Regions from separate parts of the Mus musculus genome. Here region 1 is linked to region 2. A link is a loop called in an ENCODE intact Hi-C map of the cell type or tissue named here. Cell type or tissue: heart. All regions are shown on one strand.

Evidence for each region. Peaks named below come from ENCODE experiments on the same cell type or tissue, not always from the same donor. Only the 100,000 strongest peaks of a DNase experiment are listed, where the experiment ranks them.
Region 1: it touches region 2 in a loop (2.5-fold over the local background); 6 of 42 quality-filtered maps call a loop at or near these places.

The regions. Positions count from the first base shown.
Region 1 is chr3:90,341,689-90,344,188 of GRCm38, reverse strand. Gatad2b (GATA zinc finger domain containing 2B) reads right to left here. Exons shown (of 11, transcript NM_139304.3): 2 at 2,195-2,500. Among named protein-coding and RNA genes, the nearest start is that of Slc27a3, 47 kb to the left of the region's middle. In heart, a CTCF peak has its summit at 1,147 (motif pointing right); no DNase peak of the experiment used is centred here.
Region 2 is chr3:90,289,820-90,292,319 of GRCm38, reverse strand. No RefSeq gene overlaps it. Among named protein-coding and RNA genes, the nearest start is that of Gatad2b, 2.1 kb to the left of the region's middle. In heart, a CTCF peak has its summit at 1,538 (motif pointing left); no DNase peak of the experiment used is centred here; H3K4me3 peaks cover 339 bases; H3K27ac peaks cover 562 bases.

The DNA.
Region 1 (2,500 bases), 52 kb before region 2:
ATTCTAGCACCTTACACAGGTTAAGCAGACACTGGATTTTGACCTAGATGATCAATCCCATATTCTGACTTTTGAATAAATAGAATTAAACAGCATTGCCAGTTTGTCAAAGTGGTGTACAATGTGTCCATGAAAGATGTGCTTAAAGAGCTTAGTTTGGAACATGAAAAATCTATCTAGTATTTCATTCACATGTTCCCATTCATCCATACCATCCCTCCTGAAGAATGTAAGGTTGATCCACTTATATAACATTTCTCCAAATCTACATGTAGCTTCCAAAAGAAATCTCTTTCGGGTCACACGGCTCCCAATGGAGGAGCTAGAGAAAGTACCCAAGGAGCTAAAGGGAACTGCAACCCTATATGTGGAACAACAATATGAACTAACCAGTACCCCGGAGCTCTTGACTCTAGCTACATATGTATCAAAAGATGGCCTAGTCAGCCATCACTGGAAAGAGAGGCCCATTGGACATGCAAACTTTATATGCCCCAGTACAGGGGAACGCCAGGGGCAAAAAATGGGAATGGGTGGGTAGGGGATTGGGGGGGTGGGTATGGGGGACTTTTGGGATAGCATTGGAAATGTAAACGAGGAAAATACCTAATTTAAAAAAAAAAAAAAAGAAATCTCTTTCAGGATCACTAAGGAATTTGTTTGAAGTTTTTAAATACTAATACCAACAGTAATTACTTCAGGTTTTTTTTTTTTTTTGGTTTGGTGGGATTTTGTTGTTTTTAAGAAGAGTTCTAGGACAAGACTATCAAAAGAAAGAAAGAAACACATGTAAGGCATTAACTATTCCTTCCTTCTCTCTAGTCTAGTTTGTTAAAGATCCTACTTTGATACTAATCCAGGATAAAAACCAGGAAGGTCAAATAAAATGAATAACGAGTAATTCTTACTTTTATCAAGTATTTCTAAACTACTGATAAACAGTCTCCTTAAAACTAGGGGTATCTATATTCTGATTCAACTACCAGGTTGATTTAAGCCTCAGTTAGTTCTAGGTTCCTTTCTTTTAAAAAAAAAAAATTTTTTTTTTAGTCTTTTTTTTCTTAAAATTTTTTTAAAAGATTTATTTATTTATTTATTTATTTATTATATGTAAGTACACTGTAGCTGTCTTCAGACCCGCCAGAAGAGGGCATCAGATCTCATTATGGGTGGTTGTGAGCCACCATGTGGTTGCTGGGATTTAAACTCAGACCTTCAGAAGAGCAGTCAGTGCTCTTAACCGCTGAGCCATCTCTCCAGCCCCTCTAGAAAGTGGTACAGATAGAGCAAGAATTGAAGAATTGCAGGGACCATTATGTGCATAATGTTCCTTTTGACAAAAGAAAAGCCAAGTTCATGAAACAGAATCCAAATAGATCCTAAATCCCTTTTGTTTTGTTTTGTTTCTCTGTGTAGGCCTGGTTGTCCTGAAACTTGCTCTGTACACCAGGCTAGCCTTAAACTCAGAGATACACTTGCCCTTGCCTCCAGAGTGCTGGGATCAAAGGCATGCGCTGCCACTACCTGGATGATACCAATTTGTTTGATTTAATCCTAAAGCCATCTTAGGAGGAGGGAACAAAACAAAGAAATACTAATTGGGTTAGAATCTAATGTCACCTTATTCCAGAAATGACCTTTTTTTTTTTTTAAAGAAGAAAGAAGTCTGCACAGGTGCCCATACAGGATAGGAAAGGGTGCTGGACCACTTAAGAGTTGGAATTACAGGCGGTTGAGAACCATTTGATGTGGGAACTAGGATTTGAAGTCCAGTCCTCAAGACTGGGCAGCAAACACTATGAGTTATTTTGTCACCTCTCTGGTCCCTAGAAATAAATATTTTATCTTAGGTAAGAATAATGACTTTCATTATGAGCTACTAGCTTCATCTGGAAAAAAGAGAAACTCTTGCTCAGTTCAAGCCAGAGGACACAGATCTTTCTAGAAGCTTTAGGATGCCATGATGTGGTAGCTAATATATGTAATCCCAGCACTGATATGCTGAGACAAGAGGACTGCTATAAGTTCAAGACCAGCATGACTACAATAGAATGAGACCCTGTTGCAAAACAGCAAAATACAAAAAGGGCAGTTTTAGGATAAAAAGCACCATCCTCTCACTGAGATTCATCCCATTTTTACAAGCTTATTTTAAGACGACCCAATCCCTAAAGGCAGCTAAACTGTTCCATACCTCCGTCTAGCACTCATATCCACAGGCTCATCATTGATGTTTTCTTTGCCGGGCCTTCCAGCAGTCCTGTTGTTGTCTCCATGAGGCCTGAGATTTCCATTAAGTTTCTCTTCATAACCCTTGACACCACTGCCATCTTGCTTAGTAGGTAACTCATGCGGCACCTCAAGATTTGCCAAATCTTTCCTTTTGAGCAGTGCTAACATTTTCAGCCGTTCCATGGCCTCATGCCCCTCCATTTTCAGTCGTTTTGCCAGAACATCATCTCGCTCATCTGCTGGGTCCAAACTCCTCTTCAAAAGATTC
Region 2 (2,500 bases):
GAAATGAGAACTAATTATCACAAAAATAAACACATTGAAAGAATAATAACTTTTTGGGGGAACAAGAACAATGAATTCTTACTCTCTGTGAGGCAAGTACTGGCCATCCTATCTTACAGATGAGGACAATAAGGTATCGATTAAAAGACAAAGTTACACATGTGACAGACTTGAGATTTTAACCCATGTGTACTAAGGAACAGGGTCAGATTAAGCAACTTGCCAAAGGTAGACAGCAACTGAGCAATGATTAAAAGTCAGATCTAACTAGTGCCAGAGACAGTAGAGAAGACATTTTTTCAAATCACTATGGAAATAAAATTGTAAGCCTGACATGATGGTGCACAAATGTAACTTCACCACTGGGATGCTGAGGTCACAGGTTAGCCAAGGCTAGATATGAAGATGTTTCAGATTCCTTTAAAGGGGGGCTGAAGAGATGGTTCAATAGTTAAGCACTTGTTGCTCCTCAGAGGACCCAGGTACCTATCTGTAATTCCAGTTCAAGGGCTCCATAGCACCCCTCTGACTTCCCTGAGCACCAGGGGCTCCTACAGTGCATACACATTCATGCAAGGAAAACACAGTTTGTAAATACCTAAAAATTAATTTGTTAAGAGTTGACCTAGAGATGGCACACGCCTTTAATCCCAGCACTCGGGAGGCAGAGGCAGGCAGATTTCTGAGTTTGAGGCAAGCCTGGTCTACAAAGTGAGTTCAGGACAGCCAGGACTATACAGAGAAACCCTGTCTCAAAAAACACACAAACAAAAAAACAAAAAACAAGAGTTGTCCTAGAATACTAGTTAGCATGTTCAAAACCCAATACTGCAAATTATATAAATAAAGTTAATTATGATGGAGAGCTGGACATGACAGTGCATGCCTTTAATCCCAACACTTGGGAGGCAGAGGAAGGTGAATCTCTGAGTTCGAGGCCAGCCTGATCTACAGAGTGAGTTCCAAGTCAGCCAGGGCTACACAGAGAAACCGTCTTGAAAAAAAAAAAAAACCGTCTTGAACTTGTGGCAATCCTCCTGCCTCAGTCTCACAAGTGTTGAGATTACAATACTGAGTCACCAGACCTGGACCATACAATTAGTTTGTATTATAAGGTTAAACAAACAAAAAACCTATTTGTATTCAAGTATTGTGTCCAGATAAATAAATAACATAACCTTGAGTTAAAGTATTTAGGTTTAGATCTTGGCTCTGAACCTAACCAGTTCTATGATTGTTGTACAAGTACAGATTCCTTTTTTTTTTTTAATCTATTCTCTTGTTCACCCAACTGTACAAGGAGAGTGCTGAATATAACTCATAGGCTTATTGTTTGGATTATAAAATAACATACCTTTAATATTCTGGGCCATGCCAAGAACAAGAATATAGTATTCAGGATTGGAGAAACAATGGCTCAGCAGTTAAAAACAAAAAACAAAAAAAAACATTGCTTGTCCTTCTAGAAGACCAAGTAGCACCCATGGGGTGGCTTCTGTAATCCAGGGATTTGATGCCCTCTTCTGGCCTCCTCCACAGGCACCAGGCACACAAGTGGTAAACAGACACACATGCAGGCAAAACATCTATACACACAAAATACACTTTTATAAAAATATAGCATTTGATATATACACTCAAGAACTATAAGAATTTTCCTAATGTTCCAATGATTTCACGATTTTAGCTCCAAATTCAGCTTGTTTATATTTTAACTCCATCATCTTCAGCTTTTGCTGACTCTCTTGAGTCACTGAACAAAGGATAAAGCACCTAGTGTAGATCTAAGGTTTACTGTTACAGAAGTCCTACAGTACACTCAACCAGGCACGTACTCTGTGATGTGAGTGCTGGGATTAAAGACGTGCGCCACCACCGCCCGGCCAGAAATTCTTCTTGACTAAAGCTTTGTCCATCATCAATGCAAAGTTCCTCTGCTGTCTAAAGAGCCATCTGTAGTAAGAATTCTGGAATTTGGGTTTCTTTGGGGAGAAAAAAAAAACACAAATATTAAAGGAATGTGCCCTTGTTTTAATCCCAGGTGTAGGGATGTGGGGCTGCTGCAGACTACCCACAGCAGCTGACTATGATTTGCCTCCTGCTCTAGCAGAGTTGTGGTTTTGCCAGCTGCAGATAATTCCTGTGATTGTGTGACATTTGGAATTCTGGGAACTTTTCAAAGGATATATAAATTCAAGGGCCCTGAGAGTCAAGGTTGGTGGTTATTAGTGATTCGGAGGGTGGGGGAAGAGTTTAGTTGCAATTTTTTAATGGTTATGCTCAAAGACAAAACTGGGATTAAAGGCTTGCGCCACCACTGCCCAGTGCTCGCCTCTTAAAAAGAAAAATAATCCTCTGCTCTTTCCTACATTTGAAATCAAATTTCGCTGGGCAGTGGTGGCCCACGCCTTTAATCCCAGCACTCAGGAGGCAGAGACAGGCAGATTTCTGAGTTTGAGGCCAGCCTGGTCTACAGAGTGATTTCCAGGACAGCCAGGGC